Linked DNA regions of Homo sapiens: region 1 is linked to region 2. Evidence: chromatin loops called from intact Hi-C (ENCODE). Cell type or tissue: B cell. All regions are shown on one strand. Each heading gives the region's core, and the rest is flanking DNA. Links, peaks and the distances in the headings are about the cores only. Region 1 has its middle 59 kb from the start of LINP1. Region 2 overlaps RBM17 (RNA binding motif protein 17).

Evidence for each region. A loop is a pair of places that touch in the nucleus more often than their neighbours do. Peaks named below come from ENCODE experiments on the same cell type or tissue, not always from the same donor. Only the 100,000 strongest peaks of a DNase experiment are listed, where the experiment ranks them.
Region 1: it touches region 2 in a loop (19-fold over the local background); 9 of 110 quality-filtered maps call a loop at or near these places.

The regions. Positions count from the first base shown.
Region 1 is chr10:6,674,354-6,682,692 of GRCh38, forward strand. No RefSeq gene overlaps it. Among named protein-coding and RNA genes, the nearest start is that of LINP1, 59 kb to the right of the region's middle. RefSeq lists an enhancer at 3,777-4,278 and a silencer at 3,938-4,096. In B cell, for the core only: CTCF peaks have their summits at 4,036 (motif pointing left) and 4,237; a DNase peak (open chromatin) is centred at 4,018; H3K27me3 peaks cover 1,315 bases.
Region 2 is chr10:6,104,848-6,113,186 of GRCh38, forward strand. RBM17 (RNA binding motif protein 17) reads left to right here. Exons shown (of 12, transcript NM_032905.5): 4 at 84-250; 5 at 1,294-1,391; 6 at 3,839-3,895; 7 at 5,139-5,280; 8 at 7,363-7,514. Among named protein-coding and RNA genes, the nearest start is that of RBM17, 20 kb to the left of the region's middle. RefSeq lists an enhancer at 2,963-3,658. In B cell, for the core only: CTCF peaks have their summits at 4,259 (motif pointing right) and 4,458; a DNase peak (open chromatin) is centred at 4,294.

The DNA of each region.
Region 1 (8,339 bases), core at 210-8,209, 570 kb after region 2:
ACAAACAAAAACCCCATCTCCCTTCTTTTTTTCTATTCGTTATTCCTGAACAACATCCACTTCCTTTTCTGCTCTTGTCTACCTTTGCAATTTCTGGCACAGATGTGCTATGCTGAGTGCCAAGTTTAGGTCCACAGATGTCGTCATAAAAAACAGGAACTAGAAAATTAGAAAATCTCAGTGCTTTGCAATGCTTATTAGCGCAAAACTGCAGCAATATGCTTTATAGTTTTTACTAGTAGGCTCTTGGGGGCAAGTCTACTCATTGGTTTGTGGACTTATTCTTACTACAAAATGGATCATTCTGTATAGACCACATCTCTTGATTAAGAGATGTGTCTATGGGACTTAAAAAAAAGGTGAAACTCTGATGTATGATTCCTGGTGTACTGTCCAACAACAACAACAAAGAATTTAGGGGATGGAGGGAATCAAGATTCATCTGGTATATAGTTTAAACTCCCTCTCAGTGTAGAAATTGTCCCAGCAACATCACATAATCCTTGAGTTTTAGAGTTGACGAGGACCTTAGAGAGATAACAGGGCAACTCCTGGAACCCACAACCTCACATAGAAACTCTCTGTAGAACACCCAAGCTGGATGGCTGCTTAGCATGGAAACCTGTGCAAGACACATCATTACCTTTTAAGAAATCTCAATATTTAGAAACAAGTGCATTTTAGAGAATTGTTCTAAATTGAATTGAATTGTACTGAATTGTATTTCAATAGAAACAAAAACATATTTCTGAAACAAATGGTGACTTTATCAAGATTTTTGTCTTGAAATACGTATAATTCTTACCTTGCTTGGTTGACATATTGAGGCAAATGGTATGTGTGGTCGAGGTAGAATCAGAACTTAGATGACAACATACCTGAGGCTTGTTCCATTTAAAGGCTTGTTCCAAAAACAAGTGAATTGTTCTGTTTAGAGAGCTGATTTCTAGCCTCTTGATGAATCCATGCATGGGTTCCGCCTCTGACTTCTGGAGCCTCACAGAAAAAGCTGTGCATTCCTTTAGTGTGCCTGGCCTTCAGACAGCTGAGGTCTCCTGGAGCAGCCTCCATGGAGTTTTCTCCATTTCCAAATCATCCTAGTTGTTTTATTCCCCACTCCTGGATAGGGGTTCTTCTTACCGTCCCTCTTCACCATCACGCTGACCGTCTTCCTGGGTGAGTCATGGCCTGACTGTTCTTTTCCTAAAATGACGTGTAGGTGTGACCACCCTGTAGGGGTGACCTGATTTATAAAATGCATCCTTTCTATGGCACCCTTTTGTTACATTAAATTAACAACATCCTTCTTATATGGCAGTTAACAGTCTGTCTAAGAATATTTTCAGCTTTATGAATTAATCTGTGCCTCTTAGTTTATGGTAAACCATTCTGCTTTTTAATTCTCAATTCCGTTCGAGCCACTTCATGTAGGTTATTTGACTTCTTAAAGAGCGAGGCCAGTTTCCGAAGTGGTGCTCTGAAAGGTCCGCCATCTCAGAGAATCAAGTCTCACAGTAAGGAAAAAAAGAAGAGACTGGATAAAAGGAAACGATTTTATGGACAGAAACACACTCTTTTTTTATTTTATTTTACTTATTTTAATTTTATTTGATTTTAAATTCTGGGGTACACCTGCAGAACGTGCAGGTTACATAGGTAAACTTGTGCCATGGTGGTTTGCTGCACCCATCAACCCATCACGTAGGTTTTAAGCCCCGCATGCATTAGGTATTTGTCCTAATGCTCTCCCTCCCCTTGCCCCCCAACCCCTGACAGGCCTCAGTGTGTGATGTTCTCCTCCTTGTGTCCATGTGTTCTCATTGTTCAAGAAACAAACTCATTTTAAAAATCTATCGTAAGGAGCTTGAGACAAAAAGTGCTAAAACACCACAGATACTAGGTAAGCCAGTGGTAGTATTTAAAGACACTGAAGCAGTAGAAATTTGAGATGTTGTTCCAGATAACACAAGTACCTCCCACTGATTAACATTTTGTCCTACAGTTCTGTTTTAAAATTCTTTTATGGGTGCTGGGAAAACTGGCTAGCCATATGCAGAAAGCTGAAACTGGATCCCTTCCTTACACCTTATACAAAAATTAATTCGAGATGGATTACAGACTTAAACGTTAGACCTAAAACCATAAAAACCCTAGAAGAAAACCTAGGCAATACCATTCAGGACATAGGCATGGGCAAGGACTTCATGACTAAAACACCAAAAGCAATGGCAACAAAAGCCAAAATTGACAAATGGGATCTAATTCAACTAAAGAGCTTCTGCACAGCAAAAGAAACTTCCATCAGAGTGAACAGGAAACCTACAGAATGGGAGACAATTTTTACAATCTACCCATCTGACAAATGGCTAATATCCAGAATCTACAAATAACTTAAACAAATTTACAAGAAAAAAAATCAAAGAACCCCATCAAAAAGTGGGCAAAGGATATGAACAGACACTTCTTAAAAGAAGACATTTATGCAGCCAACAGACACAAGAAAAAATGCTCATCATCACTGGCCATCAGAGAAATGCAAATCAAAACCACAATGAGATACCATCTCATACCAGTTAGAATGGCCATCATTAAAAATTCAGGAAACAACAGGTGCAGGAGAGGATGTGGAGAAATAGGAACACTTTTACACTGTTGGTGGGACTGTAAACTAGTTCAACCATTGTGGAGGACAGTGTGGCGATTCCTCAAGGATCTAGAACTAGAAATACCATTTGACAGCCATCTGATTACTGGGCATATACCCAAAGGATTATAAATCATGCTGCTATAAAAACACATACACACGTATGTTTATAGTGGCACTATTCACAATAGCAAAGACTTGGAACCAACCCAAATGTCCATCAATGATAGACTGGATTAAGAAAATGTGGCACATATACACCATGGAATACTATGCAGCCATAAAAAAGGATGAGTTCATGTCCTTTGTAGAGACATGGATGAAGCTAGAAACCATCATTCTGAGCAAACTATTGCAAGGACAGAAAACCAAACACCACATATTCTCACTCTTAGGTGGGAATTGAACAATGAGAACACTTGGACACAGGGTAGGGAACGTCACACATCGGGGCCTGTCGTGGGGTGGGGGAAATGGGGAGGGATAGCATTAGGAGATATATCTAATGTAAATGACGAGTTAATGGGTGCAGCACACCAACATGGCACATGTATACATATGTAACAAGCCTGCACCTTGCGCACACGTACCCTAGAACTTAAAGTGTAATAATAATAATAAAATTCTTTTATGACAATTTTAGACAAACAGTGGAGGTTGGAGAATTGTTTTTTTAAAAAGGCCCCTAAAGAAAATATAGCTAAATGTTGATAGTGATTGTTATAAAGAACATTTTTCTAATTTTTATAGTTCTACATTTTTAAACTTTTTTGAGCATGTGTTATTTTTGTCATGGAAAAAATGGACACTGTGATGGCCTTTTTATTCACTTCTCTTAGCCTGGTATATGTGGAGAAGAATTGGTCAGCTTATGCAATGTGTAGAAAAACTTTGGGTACTAACAAATAAAACTTTCCCAGGAAACAAGTTTTGAAAATGATTTAACTCTGAGGTTTTAAAAACACTTTAAACATTCCCTTTGCAAAAAAATTCATTGAAAACAAGCCGATGGTCTTAGGAAATATTCAGTTTAAACATTTACAGAACAAAAATTGGATCCTATTTTAAAATCATTCCTTTATAAATAAGTGTCTGAAATATTTTGGAATCCAGCAAATACATTCAAAAGCATGTTTGATTAGTTGGCTTGGGAAAGGAAGAAATTGGGCCTGTAAAACAAACCTTGCTTTAGAAATCCATGAAGTTGTCCCTCCCTACATCAAATTTCTAAAAGCAAGATGCCTACCACGAAATATGTATGGTTTTCAATTTGAGGCTGAAGTTATATAGAACAATGCTGCAAGTAGGCCACCCTGACTTCAAGGTCAGCGAAATTAACATCCAGATTGCACCGTCAAAATTCGTCATCAGCGATCATCATGCGCCCCCTTCTGGCTCCATTACCACACTCTCATTTGTTCCCGTTGCGTTGAAATGAAGGGAAAACAGGCTTTTGGACCTGGGAAAATCTTCCTTAGTTTCTTTATCTGCCCACATTCTCCTTTGTTCCTGTTGCATGGAAATGAAGGGAAAACAAGCTTCTGGACCTGGGAAAATCTTCCTTAGTTTCTTTATCTGCACAATGAGGAGTTCAGATCAAATCTTTCCTAACACCCCTGCCATATACAAAATTCTGAGCTTATTATATTGCAACATAGAATTTTGGAATTGCTCATAGACACAAATGCCTAAGGAACTTTCAGCAAAACTCTGAAACAGAAAAAGTGTTTGAAATTATGTAGTTTTTATCTTCGGCATTTTGAATGTGCATAATCATAATAAGAATTAGTCACAATTGTTCTGTTTCTTCAACTCTGTTCTGCACAGATAGGGGATCACGCTCTTTCAGATTTCAGAGGCAACTTTACAATTATCCTCTCTTTCATCCTTACATTTCTTTATATTTTATTTTTCCACATTTTATACTCTTTATCTTATTTATTTTCCTTTTCATTCTTTGTTTTCTTGTTTTCTTTCTTTTCTTGACTTTTTTTTTGTCTTTTCTTCATTCCTACCTTAGGTTTTATGAAATTAGTTGTCCCTTGGGTATAATAAACACCATAAAAGTACTGGCCCTCTTGAGTTAAAAGAGAAGATATTATTTTTCACAGCCTGAAATTATAACCACTTAAATGTTTGGCAAATTGGCACCATCTCCTGGCCACTTAAAGTGCCATCTGAACTATGTAGGTCCTACAATGCTTTATTTCCTTGCCAGTCATCTGAGTGTTCATTTTGCTCTATTTACCCTAAAAACTCCTCCCATAAATAGATCTGACATTTTGTGAGCATCTCATTCTGCTTAAGGCCTGATATTTACACTATGAAAGTGTGGCTTGGAGAAAAGCTTTCTGGATTTTCCGCTTGTTTTATTTATATAATCAAATCAAGACACCATAAGGAAAAGTCACATGGCTAGTCCTGAATTTAGGAAGCATATGACCCTTCTCTGTTCCCTCTGCGTCCACACATCTAGAGAATTATTGGGCCATTAAGACGGGTTTACACTTCTGGAATATCCACCTGTTTAGAGAGTCAGAAATGTGGGCATAGCTGAGGGGAAGGGATGGTCTAAATGCCTTCTAGGTGATGGGGGAAAACAACTTGAGCAAAAACAAAAACAACTGAGCTCTCTGAAAAGTTCAATAGCTAATTCTCTCAGTCTCGTGGGTCCTGGCATCAAAATGAAACAAAAGAAATTAGAAAAATTATTGGGAAATGAAAACTTGAGGACCTTATTATCTTAGCTCCACAGAAAATACAGGGTAGTGGTATATAGGTTAATTTCATCAAGAAAAGATAGCAAGATTTCTTGAAATTCAGAAAAAAGCTCATAGTCTTCTAGAATAGTCTAGAATTCACATCACACATACCTCTTCTTCTACACAAGCTTCATTACTGAAAAGAATTGCTAAGCTAGATATTCTTAGACTATTTCTCAGAAATACACTTGATAGAAGAAGCGATAGATCGATAACTGTGTGTGTGTGTGTGTGTGTGTGGAGAGAGAGAGAAATAGTGAAAGTTTAATGACAAATACTTTCATCTGGATCTTTCTTTTAAAGAACACATTTTTACCTTTAACCTGCCAAGAAAATGTTCTAACTCCTAGGGGCTCAATGGTTACTTTTGTTTACCAATGTCAAATTCGACATGTGCTTCTTATGATTTATATCTAAAGTCTAGTGCCATGATCACATTGAGAAAGAAAAAAATACCTTTGAAATAACCAGTTTAAGATGTCCCATGCCGCCAGACCCCCCCACTGTGAAACTCTCCATTGCTTCAAAAAGCTGAAGTTTCTGGTAGAAAAGACATATACTCTTTTCTGGAGAAGTAGCCACTTACATTTTATCCATGAATACAAAACATTTTTTTCATAGTTGATATTGTAGATATTACATAAATTTAATGGGCCCTGAAACTACTGGAAAATCTTTAAGTCATGTTGACTGCTTGGGTGATTTTGGATTCCTTGGCTTGCAAATCTCAGGAACTGTTTTAACAGAGAACAGTAGTGGCTTGTTTTGTGCTAAACCACCCCGACAGCAATTTAGTTGTCATTCAGCTACTAAAGCTTTACTTTATGGCTTTGAAAAACCTGGCTTTCCCTGTTCCATTATCTGCTGAGATAAAATGATATTGGAAGGTTATGACCGATGACAGAATGGCTTCTTTTCCCATCTTTTCTAGCCTCCCCATACGTTGGTCAACACGTGCCTTTTCTCGGCACTGAATGTTTTTAGAATGCTTTGCTTGCCTGCAGGCATTTTATGCTTACGAATTTCGCATCATTTCTTAACCTTCTCTGCATCTGCTTTCAGTCTCCAAAGGAGGCTAGAACGCTGGGTCCTCTGAGTCTACAGCTTCATTGCAGTAAAGAGGATGAGGGTGGGAGGGGGAGAGTACCTCTGGGGGGATTCTAATGCTCACATCCAATCTTGAATTGAGAGCAGTTGCCTGGGAAACAAAACCTCAAAAAATCTCATTTTCACATGCATCTTCAAATCTTCAAATGGCAGGACGTACTTCTGTGTTCAAAGGAAGTCCTCCAAGTCTAAGCGTCCAGCAAGTCGAGATTTATTATCTGCCCAACTCATCTCAGGATTCTATGGATATTTTCTATCACACTGGTAATCAAATAAGAATAACATACATGTGTTAAAAACAGACACAAATAAAAAAGGTTAAACTGGGTTTCTCTGGTTGTGTGAGTTGAGAGGCACCAGGGAATAGCAGAAAGGATTCTGCAATGCAGTCAGAAGACTCATTTTGCAAACATACCTCTAATTGGTAACTTAAATGTAAATTCGCGGTGAGTGCTTGGGCTGTGTGTCACAAATAAGACTCCCAGTCCCTGTTTCTTCATTGGTAAAGAGAAGTTTGGCATGGTCTCGAGATACTCCACTCCCGACCCCACCTCCTAGATCTAATAATTATCTGATCCTTTGGGAGTACCTAAAGGCTGTTGGCATCTTTCTACAAACATTTATTGGATAGTCATGATGTTGCCAATCTAGGGGAACTTCTTTCTATCACCTTAGGTTCTGTAACTGGAGCTTGCAAATCAAACTGATAAAATACAGAGTAACAGGAAAAAACATTTTATTTCAAATGCATGTGGCAGCTTTGCAGAAAAGAAGTGAAATCCCAAAGAAATGGTTAAGTTTGAGAGCTTATATACTATTTTAACAAAGGGTGATACATTGTGAAGAAGTGACAAAAGAAAAGGGGTTTCTAGGTGTGATAAATTGTGGAAAAAATTATATATATATAAAATATATATTATATATAGACAAGGGTTATTTAGTAAGTTTTTTTTTTTAATTCAAACGCAAGTCTCTAGTGATAAGCGTTATGTTGCATGATTAAGAGTCATTCTCCTCTTCCTGGTACAGGAGAGGGAGACGCCTTTACAAATAAAAATGTATTCCCTGTTTTTCAGGCAGAAAGAGGAAGGCCAGAGAATTCTTCCTGTATCTGCTGTTTCTCTAGTGCCTTCAGCTCAAATAATTTTTATGTCAAAGTGGCATATTTAAGGGTGGCATATTCTGATCTTTTTTATTAGCATAGTTCTTTTTTTTTTTCTTTTTCTGGCCCTTTTGTGTTTAGGCTAACTCATTGGTTCATTATTTGATTCATCATGGGCATTAACTACAAAAGAAATTTTGGGGGTAAAACATTAAAGAAAGGTATAATTTTTCAGAGATTATACAAGTTCAAGTGTATTTTTGGGATTTTTTTTCCATCAGAAATACATTCAACAGCAATGTTGATTATGCCACAGAGAATTGTCCTAATGAGTGTGTGTGTCTGCCACCCAAAACCAATGTTTGGAATGGAAATTATGCTTTCCTTCTAAAGGGCAGTATTATATATATATATTTCTTTCTTCAAAAATGTAATCTAGTAACAAGAAAGCTTCATTCTCAGTCTATGGGAGGGAAGTGCAATGAACTGGCTGGTTCCATTGTTACCATGCAACAATTTATTCTGAGCTATATGAACAAAAGACATTCTTCTCAGGGATGGCCTTATTAATCAGTTTATTATTCAATGGGTCAGAATTTGCATTTTGGTGAGTAGTATCGTTTTTATCTCTTCATGTTGCCAAAGTTGTAGTCACATTACAAGAGAGCTCTAAATTAACAGCACAGATATGCAGTTTCTTCAAGAGTAGTTAACTTTATTTCAA
Region 2 (8,339 bases), core at 111-8,110:
CTCCCATACGCTTTGACCTGAATCCTGTGAGTAAACTGGTAAGATATAAAGAGGATTCTTACTGCTGTTTTTACCTTCCTCAGGATCCTGTTCCCAGTGGGTTTTCTGCAGGGGAAGTTCTGATTCCCTTAGCTGACGAATATGACCCTATGTTTCCTAATGATTATGAGAAAGTAGTGAAGCGCCAAAGAGAGGAACGACAGAGACAGCGGGAGCTGGAAAGACAAAAGGAAATAGAAGAAAGGGAAAAGTAAGGCTTCCTTTGGATTTGGGGATATTTTACAGTTGAAATGTTCATTAAAATGTTAACGAATGAGCGTCGCTGCTGTCTGTAAGGCTGAAGTTAATTGTCATGGGTGATCTGAGCAGTCACTACAAGGAATCAAACTGTTTTACGATTTGTACCTGTTACATCTCAGAATCACAGCAAACTTCACCTGTAGACTGAAGACCTAAAGTGTATATTTTGAGTGAGTTGTTAGAAAAATAACTTATAAACCTGATGTTGAAAATTTTTTTCTATGCTGATACTCTGCTATAGGTTGACTATCCCTTATTCAAAAATCCGAAATCTGAAATGCTCCAAAATCTTTTGAATGCCAACATGCCGCTCAAAGGAAATGTGCATTGGGGGATTTTGGCTTAGGGATGCTGAACTGGTAATTGTAATGCAAATATTCCAAAATTTGAAACACTTCTGGTCCCAGGCATTTGGAATAAGGGATTCTCAACTTGTAAAATCACAGCTATTTAAAGTACTTGAAATATTCTTCTTAACTTTACTATTTTTGAGCCAGGTGGAATTTTTAAAAATTCATATGCAGCTTTTATTTATGTTTTTGCAAAGTACGAGTAGTAGGATGTATTTGTAGTTCTTTTTAAAAATATTTAGTATTATCAAATAGTTAACATGTATTAAATATTAATATACTGTTTCCCATTTATTGAATCATTTCATGAGTGAAAGTGTTATAGACTATTGAAATGATTGAACTATTACTATGTTGATAGGCTTTAACATTGGAAGAGGTCAATGTCAAGGAACCTTTTTTTTCATGCTGGTTGCTCTCGTATACTTATTGGTTCAATTTATCTCTTGAATTTTTCTCACTTTTCATACTTTTATCTACTTTAGTCTTTTACCAGTTATGCTTCCTACCCCCTCTACCCCTGCAACTTCATAGTTGATTGTGACAGGATTTGGATATCTTCTGGTCAAGAGGAAGTCATCCCAGGTTCAGGTCTCTAAATTGGTTCATCTGTGATGAACATTTATTTCCTTTGTTATCACAGAAGGCGTAAAGACAGACATGAAGCAAGTGGGTTTGCAAGGAGACCAGATCCAGATTCTGATGAAGATGAAGATTATGAGCGAGAGAGGAGGAAAAGAAGTAAGGCATGAACAAATATGTCTTAAACATATATAAATACTGGAAGTGCAATTCCACTATGTGCTTTTTCTTTTCAGTTTGATAAATAGTTCATTTGACATTGATTTGGGTAATTTTCTTTCTGGAATCCCAGCAATACACATTTGCGTCACAGTTTTAATTTATATTGGGTTTTCATATGTATTTTCCTTTGAGCTTCACAACCACTTTCTAACATTTATTTATTGGATACTTTGGGACTAGCTTAAAATCTATTCCTGCACTGTCTTTACCTGCAGCACAGTCCAGTTGGCCGATGCTGAATCCACTCTGTTGTTTCTCTTAGGGGGGAAGCATAGTTAACATTGAGTGTGTCTGTTTTGGGCATTGTGACACATTTCATATCCGCTATCTTAGTTAATCCCCAAATGTTTGGTTTTTATTAACTTCTTTTGGAATTCAGTATATAGGTTGAATATTTGTAGGTCTCATTTTTCCAGCTTATAAATTGACTGCCCTTTTTAATAAGGAGGCATGCTTTCCATACTAAGGACATTTGTTTTTTTTTCTTAAACACCAGCAGGAACTAGATAGCTTTGAATGAGAAGACTTTGTTTGACCTTGTAGCTCATGATAGGGAGGTAGTGGCATGCCCATCATATGTATAGTTGTTGACAGATTGATGTTCTTATTTTAATGTGATTAGTAGCAGATTTCCAGTAATCACCCTGAATTTTTTTAACTGAACTTATTAGAGCTAATCTGCTTTTCAGAATCAGTAATCACTCTAGGTCCTAGTGACAAGGTTAGTAAAATGATCATGGAAGTATTTCAAAGGAAATAGAAGAAGGTTTTACTCAGGTTCATATTTCTCCTTGAGGATTTTATATCATCCAGTCCTGTTAATCAAAATGCATGGACACTGGCTTTAGAATAATTTCTAGAATAATTCTTTAGAAGAATGAATTTATTTATTTTTGAGATGGAATCACTCTGTTGCCCAGGCAGGAGTGCAGTGGTGCAATCTCGGCTCACCACAACCTGCAACCTCCTGGGTTCTAGCAATTCTCTTGCCTCGGCCTCCAGAGTAGCTGGGATTACAGGTGTGCGCTACCACGCCCATCTAATTTTTACATTTTTAGTAGAGACAGGGTTTCACCATGTTTGCCAGGCTGGTCTCAAACTCCTGACGTCAAGTGATCCACCCACCTCAGCCTCCCAAAGTCCTGGGATTACAGGTATGAGCCACTGCACCCGGCCTCTTTTTTTTTTTTTTTTTTTTTGGAGACACTCTTGCTCTGTTGCCCAGGCTGGAGTGCAGTGGCGCCATCTCGGCTCACTGCAACCTCCATCTCCTAGTTTCAAATGATTCTTCTGCCTCAGCCTCCCAAGTAGCTGGGATTACAGGTGTGTGCCACCATGCCCAGCTGATTTTTGCATTTTTAGTAGAGATGGGGTTTCACCATGTTGATCAGGCTGGTCTCAAACTCCTAGCCTCAAGTGATTTGCCTGCCTCAGCCTCTCAAAGTGCTGGGATTACAGGAGTGAACCACTGCGTCCAGCCAGAATAATTTCTTTTGTCAAACATTTTGTGCTGATGCAGCATGACTTTGTAATCAATTTTTAAAGTTTTACATTTTGTTTTTATTTCATTGTTGATTAAGCCATAATACATATGTATTATGTAATATTATGTATACGTAATCCATATATGTTAGGACTTATGCCTAATGCAAAATTCCTTGTGGTCTCCACTGATGTTCTCCTTCCAGTTGTCGGATACCAGATAAAAAGATCTGTCTTATCTCTTTTGGTTTGTTTGTGTTCACCATTCGTTGTCCAGGAAATACACCAGGAATAGTGACAACACGCAGCAGTTTCTTCAGGAGCCAGAAGGACCCACGCTTTCAAATATGTGTTTAGTTCCAGTGGTTTGCACACTGGAAAAGGAGCGTGCTGTGTGGTGGGGGAGATATGGCAACGCAGGGAGCTGGGTTTACTCCCTTTCTGTTGATTCACTCCCCTCTGATCATTCTCTTATTTGTAAACTGGATGCAGTAATATCTACTTCAGAGGTCTGTGAAGCCTGAACGAGGCCATGTGTATAAAGGGCCTAATGGGTATTGCTCTCGGTAAATAGTTACATTACTCTCTTTTTAAGTAACTGCTGGTTCTCTTGGTTGTATTGTTTTGCCTTAAAATTCATTTGCAGACTACATTGTGGGGCTCTTGAGTTCCTTTTATGAAGGAACAATTTTGCATATCTGAGGGAGTGTTGCCACTTTTCTACATTTTAAATCCTAGCATCAGAGGTTTGTTCATATGTAGCAGGAGGTCATCTGAAGTAGCAGGTCCTCCTTTTTTAGTTTTTTCTTAGGGGGGTGGGTGATAGATATATGGTGTGTCATAGTCGTTTGGGAGTCTGGCATCGGAAACCTCCTTTAATGCTTGGATTTGTGGTTTTGCAGGTATGGGCGGAGCTGCCATTGCCCCACCCACTTCTCTGGTAGAGAAAGACAAAGAGTGTAAGTAGATCTGTTTCTTCCTCTTTTATTCTGATACAGGTCTTTAACCCAACCATGGGGGATCTCAGCTTGGGCCCCCAGGTTTCCTGAGCGTAGAGGGAAACGGCCTGCAAGCCTGCCTGGCTCTGTCACCTGAGGCCGCACCTGGATCTCAGAATGCAGCGCCCTCCTGCAGAGAGAGACCTTTCTACGCCAGGCTCTGAGGCTTGGATTTCATGCAGTGGGATCCATCTCTTTTTTATGCAATTCACTTTGATTTCATTAACATTTCTTATTTGTTGTTAGATTCATTTGGAGTTAAAACAGCAGATCGTTACAGTTTTTTAACTCAGAGGTTTAGAGGCTGTTATATTCATGATCCTCCACAAGGTGGCAATGCCTTCCTTGATTAGATTTTTTCTTCCCGTTCCATTTCACTGCAGGTGGGTTTGCGTGTCATTGCGTTGCCAAAACACCCTCACCCACTGTTCCTTCTCGCAGTGATCTGCTCTAGAATTTGGGGGTTGGGACTGGACTTCTGAATATCATCTAGGTCATTTTCCCATTCTCTGGATTGGACCATACTTAAACTATCCCAAGCAGATATTCTCATTTATAGTACTTTTTAAAACTTGTTGAATTCTTTATCTTTTAAAGAAGATAATTTCTAAGATATTATGAAATACCTATTATGTGAAAACAACAGACAAACAATAAACCCCAATTGAAACTAGTCTCTGGGAGTGGGGCTCAGGCATCTGGATGGTCTTAAAGCGTCCTACTGACTTTCATCTAACTAGGGTTGAAGCCACCGCTCCAGTGCGTAGCCCCTAACCTCGGACACCTTTGTGGGCCATGAGCTGATGAGATAGTGAGGTCGGGGTCTAGACAGGTGCACCCAAGTTACTGCAGGAGTCAAAAGATGGCCAGATTGTATCTCCTTAGAACATACAGAACATCTTTCCGGCAAGAATATTCATTCAAGAAGATTTTAAAGGGTGAATAACATTTCAGTAAGATATAAAAAAGACGTTTGAGGAGATAGAAATAGCAAAAGGAAAGTTAGAATCAGGAAAGTAGCGTCCTCCCTCTGTGGTTTTAAAAAAAGTCGTATAAAGGCTGTAAAATTGATTTGGTGTTTTTCTCTCCTTGTGGTAAACCAAAAAGTAGGTTAAATTTGTTCAAGATAAATAATTGATACAAGTGAGGTTTCAGAGTGTTTTCTATAGTATTTTGGTGAGCCTACTTTATTTTTCTCCAATAGTACCCCGAGATTTTCCTTATGAAGAGGACTCAAGACCTCGATCACAGTCTTCCAAAGCAGCCATTCCTCCCCCAGTGTACGAGGAACAAGACAGACCGAGATCTCCAACCGGACCTAGCAACTCCTTCCTCGCTAACATGGGGTAATGATTTAATGTTCTTATCTAAGGACTTGAGAGACAGTGTGAAGCGTTGATAGCCCTTTCAATAGATGCAGCTTGTTTGAAACTGAGGACATTCAGGACCCTTGGTGTGTGCAGGTCACACGGTACCTGCCTCAATCGTGTGGAGCGTGTTCCAGTGTAATGATGGGGCTTGTTCAAAACAGCAACCTCCCAGTAGAAGTTTTGACTCATTTTGATGTTGAACATTATTTTCCTAGACAGGCACAGAACCTGATTAATGTTTACATTTGCCTTCATAACGTTTGCAAATAAAATAGCTCATATGAATCAGAGCTGACTTACTGTCTCCAAAGGGCAGGTGATACCTTTTTTTTCCTGATAAAGTGGGCCATTTGCTTTCAGGTCATGGTTCTAAACCTTTGGTCTAAAAAACTCGGGGTCATTCTAACTACAAGTTGACATGTTTGCCAGCATATAAAATTTGACTGTAAGGCTGACGCTCAGGTGGGGCTTGGGGATTTTTTTAAACTGTGCTGGGCTTGGCAAACATTTTGGTTAAGAGGATATTCTGTGTTGTTGACTTTGATCCTGTGAGACGGCTGTCCCATGAAGCAGTATCACATGAAGGCTTTGTTCTGTGCTGTGTTGCATCTGCTGGCTGCTGCCTGTAGCAGAAATGCAGCCGGTGAGACAGTGAGTGGGGTTGAAACTCACTAGTCTCCTTTCAAGTGCTCAGTGACCACATGCAAGTGGTGACGATGTTGGATGGTGCAGACATAGGACATGGCCGTGGCTGCAGGAAGCTTTGTGTACTGGAGGGTTGGACAGACATGAAGCTGGTTTTGTTTTGTTTTGTTTTGTTTTCCCTGTTTATGATAAAAACTGACTTTTTAGCGAATTTGCTTTTAACCAGGAATTACATCTTTAACTTGTGCTTAGGAAAGATGCAAGATGGTACCATTCAGCAGTTTCTGGTCTTTTTAGCCCTAGAATAGCTTGTTCAAATGAAAATGTTAAGGGAATTAAATACAAGAAGTAATGTAGGTGCAGTTCCAGTTGAAGCGGGATTTTGTGGCTTAAGCCCTAAGCAGCAGTGGTCATGGGGTTGGGGTGCCCTTCAGACCCATGCTGCGCCTCAGAGCGCAGTGTGAGAGCCATTTGGTTGTTACAGAAAGCAGTGACTGAGAGTTGTGGGGTCCAGTTTCAGCTCTACCATTAACAGCTGTACAAATAATTTATTTGTTTTCTGAGATGGAGTCTCGCTCTGTCGCCCAGGCTGGAGTGCAGTGGTGCGATCTCGCCTCACTGCAACCTCTGCCTCCCAGGTTCAAGCAGTTCTCCTGCCTCAGCCTGCCAAGTAGCTGGGACTACAGGTGCACACCATCATGCCCAGCTAATTTTTACATTTTTAGTAGAGATGAGGTTTCACCATGTTGGCCAGGCTGGTCTTGAACTCCTGACCTCAGGTGATCCACCCGCCTCGGCTTCCCAAAGTGCTGGGATTATAAGTGTGATCAACTGCACCCAGCCTGTACAAATAATTTCTAATATGGCGTCTTGCATTACTTCTAAGTCCACCCCTTAAGCTAGTCAGCTAATCTTGGCCTCCGTTTATTTCTCATTTGTTAAATAGGTGATCTCTAAGGGTTCTTTCATTTGTATAGTCTGTCATTGGAAACTCTCCTGTGCTATTTAGGAAAATGGGATCATCTTCATTGTACGAAACTTCATACTTACTTTTTGATAGCCACTTTTTAATAAACTGTGGTCATAAGCTATGTGGCAGTGCAGGTCCGGAGCACACAAAAGGTCTTGTGTTTCCTAGCAGGGCACTGAGGAGACTCCACCAGAGAAACTGACATTTCCCCTCCAAGACAACAGGATGTTCTGGATTTTATTCATAGCTTTTTCTATTTCTTTCATGCTGCACATCCCCACAGCTTCCATCTAATAGCCCACTCCTAGTTAATGAGTGACTTTGTTGAAGCCCCTGTGGAGCATGCACTCTCTCCAGAAGGAGGTTGTTGTGATGGAAAAATGCAACCTATCTCCAGTTGACGATGTCAAGGCTAAGAGTCCTTTCCCTTCTTCTCCTGCCAGGGGCACGGTGGCGCACAAGATCATGCAGAAGTACGGCTTCCGGGAGGGCCAGGGTCTGGGGAAGCATGAGCAGGGCCTGAGCACTGCCTTGTCAGTGGAGAAGACCAGCAAGCGTGGCGGCAAGATCATCGTGGGCGACGCCACAGAGAAAGGTGTGTCCCCAGGGAAGCGTGTGACTAGAGGGAAAGGACTGGCCCCATCCATATCAGACATGGCCAGTCTTGATCCTCATGTGTCAGCAGGGGGACAATGAGGCGTGTGGCCAGAGGGAGAGGGCTGGCCCTGCCATCACTAGAACACAGGCCGTCCTGTTCATATGATGCACTGCCACTTCCGTTTTGTGAAACCAGGAATCCTGAGGCTCATCTTTATTTTTTCAGAACAGACGTAGAGAGATGAAGGCTTGTGGAGGAAAAGATGGTGAGAGACTTGGGCAGAAAATGAGTAGTCCTCAGGAAGAAATCTTGGTTATGTGTTTAGAGCATGAAGGACAGAGCCATATAGTGTGGCAGTGAATATACCTGCTATCTCCATCTCAGAGGTCGTCTCTACTTTTCCCTTTTGCCCTTTCAGTATAGATGTGATTTCTGATTCTCTTACAGATTGTTTGCTTTGCGAGATCTGATGTTATGTTGCAGTCTCTTGGTAAATGATGCCTAGTTGGTGTTTTATTTTCATTTAATTTTTACAGTCTGTTCTGTGTTGAGGGAATTCAGGAAAGAGACAAACATATGTTAGCATTTTAATCAGGGAATTAAGTTTGAGTCAGCCTAGCTGAACTTCCTTTGCTAAAGAAAGAAGAAAACTTTTCTGGCAGCCCCGTTCATGCACAGCTTAGGATACATCACGAGCCTGACAGGTGAGTGCCAGAAACCAACAGTTGTCCCGACTTGTGAGGTTATCTGAAGTAAGGCAGCCGGTGGCTGGATTAGTAACTGCATATTCCCCTGGGCCCGTGACCTTGAACGTTTGCTCCA